Linked DNA regions of Homo sapiens: region 2 is linked to region 1. The links are chromatin loops, found by intact Hi-C in ENCODE. Cell type or tissue: endothelial cell of umbilical vein. All regions are shown on one strand. Links, peaks and the distances in the headings refer to the core of each region. The heading gives the core; the rest is flanking DNA.

The links. A loop is a pair of places that touch in the nucleus more often than their neighbours do. Peaks named below come from ENCODE experiments on the same cell type or tissue, not always from the same donor. Only the 100,000 strongest peaks of a DNase experiment are listed, where the experiment ranks them.
Region 2: a loop joins it to region 1, with 20 times the contacts of the local background. A loop is called at or near these places in 49 of 110 quality-filtered maps.

The regions. Positions count from the first base shown.
Region 1 is chr9:101,114,583-101,122,622 of GRCh38, reverse strand. The region is part of intron 1 of PLPPR1 (phospholipid phosphatase related 1); the gene reads right to left. Among named protein-coding and RNA genes, the nearest start is that of PLPPR1, 90 kb to the right of the region's middle. RefSeq lists a silencer at 3,062-3,356 and an enhancer at 7,054-7,555. In endothelial cell of umbilical vein, for the core only: a CTCF peak has its summit at 3,211 (motif pointing left); DNase peaks (open chromatin) are centred at 3,212 and 5,282; H3K27ac peaks cover 2,256 bases.
Region 2 is chr9:101,232,617-101,237,616 of GRCh38, reverse strand. All of the region lies in intron 2 of PLPPR1 (phospholipid phosphatase related 1), which reads right to left. LOC105376182 (a long non-coding RNA gene) reads left to right here. Exons shown (of 4, transcript XR_930182.3): 3 at 3,838-3,927. Among named protein-coding and RNA genes, the nearest start is that of BAAT, 150 kb to the left of the region's middle. In endothelial cell of umbilical vein, for the core only: a CTCF peak has its summit at 1,929 (motif pointing right); a DNase peak (open chromatin) is centred at 1,926.

The DNA of each region.
Region 1 (8,040 bases), core at 1,172-6,171:
AGGTGAACAATAAATATGACTCTACAGATAACGTTGGGAATATACTACTTTGAAACTGTTTTTGTTTTGTTTTAAATTAAATATCAACCTTAAAGCTTGCAGAGATTTTGATTAACCTTATTTTTTCCTAGTCTATTAAGAAAAAAAATTAAGCTTTATACAGTTTCCACTTCTGGAAAATGAGATTCATCTCAGAGTTCTTGTGAGATAAAAAGCTCTTAGAACCATGCCATGCACACAGCAAGTGCAATTAACTGTTTGCTGGTAATATTATTAAAACCAACAATTGTAGACAGTCAGTATTTGTAAAACGAAGGAAAAATAAATATGTTTTAAAATGCCTGGAAAGGGTATATATCTTTATGATGTATGACAGTGTTCCTGTGGTGAGATTAGCCTTCAGTGACAGATCAGGGAAGATTGCCAGATAAGATTCCTTGTTACAGCTCACATGCTACTTCTGAAAAATCCCTTTATACACGTTCAAAGCAAATGGCAATAACTAACCTGAAAAACAAATGAATACAAAGCAAGTTTCAATGTCTGTTTTCATACAAAGGAAATAAATACCCAAAGGCTAACTATTTGGACATGCTCCAGCTTTCTAGACAGTATTGGAAAATGCTACCTCCATGTTCCTTGGTGTGGCACTGGCCTTTTTGTTCTTTAAACTACATATTAATGAAATCACTTAACCACATTGTCATGGCCACATTTGTAATCAGTCTTCAAACAGCTTCCCTAGTGCATATCCTATATCTAAAGAAGAGTAGATACTCAGCCAGTGTAATAGCAAGGGAAAAAGCTGCTACCTTCTGGAAGAATTCACTAGTCTTACTTGACCACACTCACAATTCTTACAGCATAGCTGGTTATAAAATTTTTGCAACTCTTGTAAATCTAAGATGATCACTTATTTTTTGCCTTCTTTGAGCACCATATCCACTCCATTTGCTGACATTCAGTGTGAAAACTGACTATACACACATTCTGAGGTGAATGTAGAATGAAGCTAAGGTAGGTTTACCCTGCAGTCATTGACAAAAAAAATACTCCTTGATTATGTATTACTGTATTAAATATTATTTGCAACTAAAATGCATGGTAATACTCAGGAGAACAGAGCTTTGGTCAGCATAGCCTTTATTTCTTCATAAAAGGTGGCCTGGTGCGTTGAAAAGACAGCTATTCAGAGAGATCTGGCTACAGATTTGGGTTCTACTATGATGTGAACTTAGACAACTGACTTAAATGCTCTGAGTCTCAGTTTCTTTACCTGTGGAATGAAAAGAATAACCCTTGCCTAACAGGGTTGTTGCAAGCATTAAAGGATGTAAAGTGCTTAGCACAATATCTGATACATAGGAGCTCAATGAATGCTAATATATTCCTCATCTGATAAAAAGAAGTTAGATATTGTTTTTAAAATGCATTGCACTATTCTGCTGGCTATGATTTCAGGTAACAGTAGTAACTTGTTAGAAACCCATTTTAGAAGCCTGTAATTATTATGTGTCCCAAGTGCTACAGAAGACTTTACAAAGAATCTGATCTGGCCATCAGAGAGAACCAGTGGTGACAATTGGTCTTCCCCTCTACCTAAAACCCCCAGGATTATAGTTCACCTCCTTGTGAATCAGCCCCATCAATCTTTAGGCAAGTTTAACTTAGAAAATGCTATTTAAGTTGAGTCCTTGTTTCCCTGTAATAGCCACTCACTGATTAATTCTAATTCTGTCCTCTAAGCCACCATATGTCCAATGCAATGGATGTGATTATGGTAATAGGAAGAAAAAGTCACTAAATTCTGGATATAATAGGAAGGCCCTCATAGGGCCATATTCTCTTCCAGAATACAGAGATTCTTAAGCCATTTGGGATGTGTGGCTGAGTAACTGGTCCTCAAACCCTTTCTTTGGTGATGACCCCACACTTACATCTGTTGAAGGAGGGGAGCATATGGTGGTGTAATCATCTCCATTGTTTAGCTGAAGAAATGGAAATATCTTAAGATAAAAGAAGGAGATGGCACTTATCTTATAGACACATACCCACCCATTTATTCAACTGCACCTGTTGCTAACCAACTATGAACAGAAAGGCAAGGATAAGTCATTGAAAAAGATGCCTCACAAGGAAGTGAGGCTCTAGCCAATAAGGATATTTATGATGCTTCCTTAAGGTGTAATAAATATAGATGATACAAGGATAAAGACATTGATAAGATACAATTGGCCAGTGACCTTGAACAAAAATGTGGACATCCAAATGTTATCTTTCCTTGAAATAAGTTGCAAAGCCTAATGCCAGTAATATCAGCAAATCTAGCCATCAAGGCTAACAATAGGAACTCACAACAACGGATTCCATTGGCTAGAGTGAAGGTGCTAACAGGAGTAAAAATAAAATGGAAAATAAATTGTGAGAGATTTCTGTCTCTTTCTCATATGTGGCAGATGATTATTTTTATTATTACATGTGCAAATATATTTTGGCTGGAACATCACTTTAGGTGTCAAGATGTGTGACTTAATCAGCCACAGAAAGAATCCCAAGACCTGTTTTAGCCAGTAAGCAAAGCCAATAAAACAGAGGCTAAAAGTAGAAACACCTGCTAACTTCTAATTATGGCAGTAAAGTGAGGTTAGATTGGCCACTAGTGAGGCTGTTGAGTAGCCACTGATAACCTGAGTTTTCACCTATGTATGGCACTAGCCTCCACAGTTGAGTATGAAACCACAGATGAGACAGAAATGGGTGGTTTGGGTGGGGAGGGAAGTGAAGAAGGATGGGGAGGAGATTATTATTCCAGAGCCCAGAGCCACTGCATTCTCTAAGCTAGATAGAGGGGCAAAAAGGCCAATTGAGGTTATCTTCGAGGTCCTCTGGAAGGCATCTCATCCAGCTCTGGCCTCTGGTGATCTGCAGAAGGCAGAAGTATTATTGTTATGGTGTTAGGCTGGTCCTTACTCCACATGCTGAGTTTCTAGTTTCCCATTGATATTCCCTAATCTACTTCAGGGTTTTCAAGGTGCCAGCTCCTCAATATCTCTACAGCCTGATCTTTCTCCGAAGAATCTATTGGTTCTTCTTGATTGCTGATAGGCATTTTCCTGTCAATCCTGCACTCTCACATGCAGATACCTGTCCTGATAGTTCCATCACCTCCAGAGGGACACTGGACCATGCTCTGCAGCCCTCTGCTGCCCTCCACTGGCCATATCTGATGGCCAGGGTTTGCTCTGAGCTCCCCAGGCAGCACGGTGTGAAATGGCTTACTCTTGAAGCATCTCCCAGGAGACCAGTGGGCTGCCACATTGCCAAAGCAGCTTACCACCCTGGAACACAAGGATACCATAACACAAGGGAAAGCACTACTCTGAAGGCCCTGTCCACAAATTACTCTTCAAAGAAGAGGTATCCGCCTTTCATGTACTAAACATATGTTGACCTCTGTGGACAAGAACATGGTAAGGCTGGGGAGAAAAGAGATGAAAAAGAAATAGAAAAATACTCTCAGAAAGCTCCTGGTGCTGCATGTCCAATTTGGCTGGCCCATTCCCAGGGGCTTGATTTTAGTATTGGAGAGAAGCAACTTACTCTCTGAGCCCCAAGCCCAAGTCCTTCAGGAGCTTCTAGAAACGAACTTCTCATGTTTCATGGATGTCATCCAAATTTGAATTTTACCTGCCATGTCTTTGTCTTAAAAAACAAACAAGCAAAACAAAAAAAAACATGGCATCAAAGTCAAAGACATAGGGTCTGCCTTCAAGAAATTTCACAGTTGGAAGGAGAAAGATAGTCATAGAAAAAAAATAAAAAATAAGTCACGATGTGGCAAGAGCCAAGCTGTGTGGGAATGAGAAGCAAAGACAATTAATTAGGACTGTGGGGATAAGGTGAAGCATTTAAGGGTTGTCTTTGTAAAACAGAAATCTGATCAACATTGTCTACAGGCTCAAATAGAAACCCCTTAGCATGATCTAAAGTAGGCTCCATAATATTTCCCCTACCTTCCTTAACTGCTGCTCTCATCATTCTCCAATATCTGCTGGTCCAACTGAAATTCATCTTTATCTCAACCAATGTGCAACCCCAGAACCCATGGAGAGAGAAAGAGAGAGAGAGAGAGTTCCAGATATCCCTTCCCAGTGCAGATATCAGTCTCAGATCTTCTGTGCTTCACTTCCTCCTCAATTTCTCGTCACCTCTTGTTTGATTTATTCAGCTCTCTCTTTTAGACCTTTATCTGGAAAGACAATTTTGATCTGTAAGGTCTGAAGCCAGACACATTCTCTCCCTTGGATATTTATGTGCTTTCTCTTTGGCTGTCTCAGCTCAGCCCCACTAAACCCAGATACTCAGAACCCAACCAGGCAACACCTATGTCCCATCTGTGAAGTGGCACCTGAGATCCTGAAACATTATTGCCCACAGCAGGTCATAGCCTCTGTTTATCAGCTTCCTCCCCATCTCTGTCCTAGGATGTTAGTCATAAATCAAAGCTATAGCAGCTGCACTGTATCTTAGGTAATTTCTCTGAATATTTTATTTTATCTTCTTTCACCCATTGGCTACCATCTGAATTGTTCCTTTATGCTTTTTACTTGAAAATACTGCTAAACTTACACATTCTGTCTCTACTGACAGTGTCCAACAAAGCAGCCCTTGGACAGGGTTAACCCCAATATCCCAGAGTACCACTTAATTTGAAAAGAGGGAGTCAGACAAAACTATGGTGATTATGAGAATACTGGTAGGATCAAGGAATGTTTATTGAGTGCTCAGATGTGCCAGGTTCTGTGCTAGGTGCAGGTTGTCATTTGATCTTCACAATTGCCTTTTGAAAGAGGTAGTATCTCCATTTAAAGAGAAGGACACTAAGACTTTGGAAATTAAACTATTTGCCTAAGGTTTTCTTTCACATGTGTGATTTCAGAGCCTGTACTTTTTTTTTTTTTTTTAAGTGAAAGCAAGTTTATTAAGAAAGTAAAGGGATAAAAGAATGGCTATTTCATAGGCAGAGCAGCAGCATGGGCTGCTGGCTGCCCATTTTTATGGTTATTTCTTTATTATATGCTAAACAAGGAGTGAGTTATTCATGAGTTTTCCAGGAAAAGGGTGAACAATTTCTGGAAGTGAAGCTTCCTCCCCTTTTTAGATCATATAGGGTAACTTCCTGACATTGCCATGCCATTTATAAACTGTCATAGTGCTGGTGGGAATGTCTTTTAGCATGCTAATACATTATAATTAGTGTATAATGAGAAGTGAGGACAACTAGAGGTCACTCTTGTCATCATCTTGGTTTCGGTGGGTTTTGGCTGGCTTCTCCACTGCAGTCTGCTTTATCAGCATGGTCTTTATGACTTGTATTTAGTGCTGACCTCCTATCTCATCCTGTGACTAAGAATGCTCTAACCTCCTGGGAATGCAGCCTAGTAGGTCTCAGCCTCATTTTACCCAGCCTCTATACATGATAAAGTCACTCTGGTTTAAAAGCCTCTGACATTTTCCCCCTTCCTTTTATAAGAGAACCCTTAATCCTAAGGGTTGCAGAGGGATGAAGATCCATCTTCTGTAACTTCTTCAGGCTGAATAGGAACGATGATATGATATCCCTGCCTAACTATGAAGGTCTTTTATATTCAGGGTAGAGAGAAGCCTGGTCAGAAAGCATCAGTATGTTGAGGGCCACTCATAAATCTTGAGTTTCAACAAAAGGTGATATTTGGAAGATTAATAAGTGCTCAATTTAGGAAAACATTCAATAAGCTTATCTTGCATTTCTTTTTTTACTTTTTTTTTTTTTTTTGAGATGGAGTCCTACTCTGTCACCAGGCTGGAGTGCAGTGGTGCAATCTTGGCTCACTGCAACCTCCACCTCCCAGCTTCAAGCGAACCTTGTCTCAGCCTCCTGAGTAGTTGGGACTAGAGGCACGCACCACCACACCCAGCTTTTTTGTATTTTTAGTAGAGATGGGGTTTCACCATCTTGGCCAGGATGGTCTTGATCTCTTGACCTTGTGATCCGCCCGCCTTGGCCTCCCAAAGTCCTGGGATTACAGGCGTGAGCCACTGCGCCAAGCCGTTATCCTGCATTTCTACACAAAGAGTACAACAGCAATATATCCCACAACAGTTAAGCAAAATTATCCCAAGTAAACTAAATAAGAAGGCTTTCCATGAACTGGGCAACTGATGGAACCAAGCTGATATGGGACCGCTACCTGATTCCAATATGTGGACAAAATTAGAATATTGATTCAGACTTTTACATTACCCATTCCTTTTGTTTCTTCTGAGCAGCAGCCAGAGATCACTGGTGGTTTCACATGAATAAGCAGAGTTAGTCTAAATTCAGAAAAAAACTTAAAAAACAACTCATGAGACTAGAATCTAATAACAGACATACTATAGTTCCCAAAACATAATTATTCTCTCAGAGCCTGTACTCTTAACCGCATGTTTTTTCCTGGTTGCCTGCCTCTCAGACAGTCAGTACTCTATAGCTATTTATTGGATTTTCTAGATGAAACTGACATTTGGCCACAGAACCGCATTTGGATTTGTATTAATTCCTAGAGAATCTTGAAAGTTTTGTGCTTCTACAGAATGTTCTTCTCATTCTCTGAAAAACTGGAAGGTCTTGAGTAGAGTCCAAAATCTGCTGTTAAGTAGTGAGAGTTATTTGGAACTTAGCATAAAGTGGTCATCTTTAATGGAGTAAATTACTATTATTGTTGCTGTTATTATCTCTTTTAGTTGAATCTGAGGGAATTCTATGAGAATAAGGAAAGCAAGAAATCCCTTTCATTAAAATGGGATGCAGCTAAGTGTAGTTGAATCTGAGGGAATTCTCTGAGTATAAAGAAAGCAAGAAATCCCTTTCATTAAAATGGGATGCAGCTAAGTGTACATTCAAGTAATATGATAAAGGCATAATACACACATGCCATATGGTATATATGCTCATTTCACTGTCAGGTTTTAAGTAACGGTTGCTAAAAAGGCTATTATGCAATATGGTTTTTTATGTCTCTTACATCAATGATTTTCTTTTAAGCTCAATTCTTTGTCCTCTCTTATATTCCCTAAGGGAAGAAAAGACACATCTTTCAATCTCAACTGGCAATTTGTACTTTTAAAAGTAAAATCCCAAAAGTATGATAAGACTACATCTGTTGTGTTCATCACTATAACCCCAATGTTTGCCCATTTAGGCACCCAATAAATACTTGCATATTGAAATCAGTCATCACTCTCACAACTATCACAATCGCCCTCACAGGCTAAATTTATGCAGGTTGCTGATGCTTTGTGTGAATCAGCCTGGGAGCACGGATACATGTAAATGCTTAGGCTGCCTCTTTTCCCGTGCATTCCTGAAGCTCCATTTGGAAAGAAGAAAGCCATCTTCCAGAAGTGAGTGGGGCACTTCGTTTCACTAGGGTTTTGGAGTGGAAATGGATTGAGGTGTCATAAATGAATGTACTTTCTGTACTGTGGAGATGGGACAGAATGTGAGAAGGCAGCAAAATCAAATGCAGTCTGGCCCCAGAGTGTCATGCTGAAGTTACCTGGAGAGTCATCTCCAGCAACTGCAGGGCTCACACTATGCTGAGAAACATAATTAGCTACAAGAGATAACAAAATAAAAAGGAGACCTCTCCACCACCTCTCAAAGGTACTGAATAAGTTCATCTAAACCAGACCATTAACAAATTGTCCTAAGCTCTCCCCTTTATAGAGATGCATGTCTACCAGCATCCACCTACTGTGCTTTTAAGGAGTGCTGGAGAAACAGTAACCCCTCGCTGACCATTCAGGTCTTCATTAAATTGGGACCAGCTCTACCTAAGCACTTTGCACTTAGAGAGGCAGATATGTAATTGTTAAGAGCATCTGTCCCAGAACCAGATAAAGTTCAAATCCCTTTTCCACTGTTGCTTACCCCAAGATCTACCTTAATTACACTGTGCTGTGTCCTGAGGCGTTGGCCTGTGCGAGTCACATCAGCTGGCTTCCTTACCTTCCTGC
Region 2 (5,000 bases), core at 1-5,000, 120 kb before region 1:
ACTACTCATCTATAAAATGGAATACACAATGGAATATATATATAGCCTATATGTATATATAGGCTTATTCTCCAAAGAGACTTAAATCAGAGAAATTTATAGATGTGTATCTGTGTTTAATGTGTCCTTAATTTTTGCTATACACACACACACACACACACGACCTTTCTTTATTCAATCAGTTGATGAACACTTAAGTTGATTCCATGACTGTGCTATTGTAAATAGTACTGTGATAAATATAACAGCGCAGGTATCTTTTTTTATGTGATGATTTATTTTCCTTAGGGTAGACACCCAGTAGTGAGATTGCTGGATCATTTGGTGGTTCTATTTTCAGTTCTATTGGGAAATCTCCATTGTGTTTTCCACAGAGGCTGTACTAATTTACATTCCCACCAACAGTGTATAAGTGTTCTCTTTTCTCCACATCCTAGCCAACATCTATTGTTTTTTGACTTTTTAATAATAGCCATTCTGACTGGTGTAAGATGGTATCTTGTTGTGGTTTTAATTTGCATTTCTCTGATGATTTGTGATGTTGAGCATTTTTCACACATTTAAAGATACACTTGTATGTTGTCTTTTGAAAAATACCTGTTCCTGTCCTTTACCCACATTTTAATGAGTTTGTTTTTCTTGAGTTTCTTGTAGATTCTGGATATTAACACTTTGTCAGATATATAGTTTGCAAACATTTTCTTCCCATTCTATAGGTTGTTTGCTTACTGATTATTTATTTTGCTATGCAGAAGGCTTGTAGTTTAATTAAGTCCTATTTGTCTGTTTTTGGTTTTGTTACATTTGCTTTTGAGGGTTAACAATAATACATATTTTCAAAAAGATAGAGGAGAGGATTTTGAATGTTCACATGCAAAGAAAAAAATGTTCAAAGTATTAGATTTGCTAATTATCCTGATTTGATCATTACACGTTGTATACATGTATCAAAATATCACTATAACCCATAGATATGTACAGTTATTACACGTTAACTAAAAAAGGAAAAAAAAGATGGTCATTTTTTCAAGTGTATTATGGTAACTATGAAGAAAATGTGTGTGTGTGTGTGTGTGTGTGAGTTTAGAGAGAGAGGGTAACAATTAGTCTATGATTTAAAAATAGGAATTATATATTCTACTGGCATTCTGTCCTTTGGTCCACATTTATAGAAATATTTGCCTTTTCTCTGATAGTTATTACTTTTCCTAGGGAAGAGAAGAATGCCAGGAGAAGGATGTGATTCCTCTGTTCAAATATTAGAAGAATTATGAGAAATTAGATTTGTTACAGCAAAAGTTAATATAACAGCCAGAGGGTAAAATTGGTCCAATAGGTATTTGGAAGTTAAACAGAAAAAAATTTGCATTGACTTTTTTTGGAATTGTTTAAAGATAGATGCTATAGTTTGCTTTGATAGGTAGTGTGTTTTCTATTGCTAGGGAAAACCAAGCACAACCCTGGCAATTACTTGATGGAGAGAATACTAGAAGGCATTCAAGTAAATCTAGAACAACAGGCTTTAAAGTCTCTCTACCAGAAATTCTATAAATACTGAAGAAACAGTAAGACAAATATGAAGGTATTATGAGGAACTCTCCCACTCTAAATATAAATATAATGTAACAGGAATTACATTACTATAATCAAATAGTTCTGGTTCCCATTTTGTCAGGTATAAAGCTCTGCTGACATCTTTAAAATTATTTTTTATAAAGCCAGCCAAGCATGGAATAACTTCATAGCTGCTTTAGCAAAGACTAATTCAGGAAATTACACTAATGAGAGGCTAATAAGTCACACTAAGATGAGCCTAGAAGCACACGTCTTTTTCAGAGGAAGCTGGTGAATACTGTGCCTGTAAGTGAGAGGTTTATGTTCTCATTTTCTAAGGAAAGGTTTTCAGAAATTTATCAGTAGGGGGCATTGCTGTTCTATCAGCAGAAGAGCTAGACCCAAGAAGTGCTCTCGGTAATTGAGCACTTAGAAATAATCAACAAGTCAAAGCAGATAAGAAACTATTTTTTTTCTTGGAAAAAATTCACATGTCATCTGTTCTAAATGAAACTTTAGAAAATGAAAGTACAGCATGTACATATTTGGTTTTTCCAAGATAAATGAAAGATGCTAGAGGTTTTAAAAAAATTTTGTTAAAGAGAGACTAATATCACAGCAGCTGCAGATTCAGCACTTCCAATCTCAGGAATTGAGAAGAAAGCTGAATTTGCATCATGGTGAACTAGCATCACTAATGCTTACAGCTCCCATCTAACCGTCATGAGAGTGAAATTAAACAGTTCTCCCTGTGTTCGAAACTTATTCAGTACAACAAATACTGGTCTGTTCTTCCCTCTCCCCTTCTACCCATATAGGCAAAGTCAAACAATCATGAAAGGAATCGGGGGAAAAAGTAAAATATGCAAATGTGGAATGCAGAGATGAGCTAAAGAGCTGCACTTGTTTACCTTAGACACACAAGACCCACAATTTTTCGTGGATAGAAAGATTGTTAAATACCATCAAAAATAAATGCAATTCTTTCCACATCTGCCATGATATAAATGCTAGATGTCAGGTATAATTATGTATGAATTATCATAGTTTATAGAAAAACTTGATATCCCAGCTTTTTAAAAAAATCCCTGTACTCAAGAATATGTTAGTTTTATAACTTAGAAATTAGAATCCTGAGACTTAATGAAATTCTGAATCTTAAGAAACAGCAAAAAGTAAGGATACATTTAAACACAGATACACATCAATAAATTTCTCTGATTTAAGTCTATTTGGAGAATAAGAAGGCAGACTAATTCTCACCCACTTTTAAGGTTCATTCAGATTTTATCTTCATTTATTTAACACAAATCAATGAAGTCACTTCTAAGTAATTGGCAGACAAAGGCTAGGTATTCTGGTCTAAATTTGCCTTGGCCTATGGGGCCATATTCTGAACTCCTGGAACAGGAATTTCTAGTTGAGATCTCTCTCTCTCTAATGCCTTAGATATATATCTCAACTTAAGCCCTTATAGCATTACGGTATAGAATTTTTGTTTGTTTTTTTTTTAAAAAAATACACTTGGAGATTGGAGAGAAGGTAAAACCCTAAGGACATGATACGAACCAAGTCAATAAAAGGGAGGGCTATTGGCTCTGCATTTTTAATAAATTATAAATTTGTAAATTGGGAGAGAGAAAAGGTGGGAAGCCATTGAGATAGTTCTCTGGAGGTGAAGTAGCCATTAAAACTCTCCACATGATGAGAAAACTTTTTAGAACTAAAATGTCTAAATATGAAGTTATTTGCAACATTTCAAGGTAAACTCACCCTCTTCTCCTTATACTTTCTACAAACAACTGCCTTGTGAGTGGGTATGTGTATGTTACAAACAGTAGGGGGGAGAAAACAACACCTTGGCTCCATGTTGATGACACGTGGAAAAGGATAAGAACTTGAATGACAGAGAAGTCACACAAACTAAGCTGAATATGCAGAATCAGGACCATGAACCTAGAGGAGACCATGTAAATGTAAATCCTTCTCTCATTCCTTGCCTCTCACCACCTTCTCCCTACCCCAAGAATTCACAGAAATCTTGGGTAGTACTCTGAACCTCTGCAAGTACAGAATGGAGAACTGAGTCAGTATTATAATGATATTAAAGGGTCAAGTAGCCTTAGCTGACTTTGGAATTACATGGTGGCAAAGCCCAAAAATTATTTTCAAACCATGTTTAAAGGGTAATTTTGTCTTCCTCATACCCTCCAATGCAAAGTTGTTCTGGCCACTTTCTGAATAACTGAGGTCCTGAGATTCTGGTCTCCACTTCTGTCTTAGATAATTTTGTGCAGCTGTATCACAATACCTGAGACTTATAATGGACAGTCCTGGAGGGTGAGAAGTCCAATATCAAGGAGCTGGGATCTGGTAAGGACCTTCTTGCTAAAACATTACATGTCAGAAGGTGAGAGAAAGAGCAATAGCAAGAGAGGGCCAAGTTTGTCTTTATATAATGCACCAATCCCACCCATGAAGGTGGAGCCTTCATGGCCTAATCATCTCAAAAGTCCTACGTCTTAATACTGTTACAATGGCAATTAAATTTCACTATGAATTTTGAAGGGGACAAACATTAAAGCCATGACAACTCCCATCCCCGTTGGGTCATTCTGGTAGGGCCCAAGGCACAGGGTACCATCTCTACCACCATCAACCCTTCTGATGAGCTCACTTTCATTTTAAGATTGTGATTCAAACTTTCTCTTTTTGTAAACATTATTCCATTTTCCCCAGTTACAAAATAATTTTTTAATCATTACACTTTCAGAAGTAAATGAAGAATGGCCCTAAAATCACACACCTACCTCCAGTTTGGCATGTCTATGTTTAGAGAAGCTTGTTATGGTAGTAAACAGAATTAAATGCAGCCATCTGTTGGTAAATGAAATATATGTTGAGTAGCAGTTACATTTCAGTTCAGAAAAAGATTCTGGGCTTAATCTAAATGTCCTTTGAAAGCTAACTCAAGTCTATTTGGAAAGATTAGTCCTATGTATGAGACGTATATTCCAACACAGGTTTGGAATCTGAAGTGCTCAGATGCTGACCTGAATGGGGAAGTTTCGGTGATTGGATCAGGTAAGAAAGTTGTTCAGTGTAGGATCAGACACATATTTATTTTAGCTGGAGTCAGATAAGCCAAAAGAAAGTTAATAAGATAAAGGGAAGTCTTTAGGTACCTATGAACAACCGGACATTTTCTTTAAAAGCCCCTCGTAATGTTGAGTGCCTTTATACCCATTTTACTGATTGAGGAAACTGAGGTTCACAGAGAAAAAATAACTTGCCCAAGACCTCATAGCTAGGGCAAGGTAGTGATGGGGTTGAAATGCTGGTATAATTCTAATCTCTCCATGAAAACACAGATGTAGCTCAGCAGGCAGGCAACTAGGGATGTGATTATAGGCCCAAGGCTATTGTGATATGTGAATCAGTGCTGA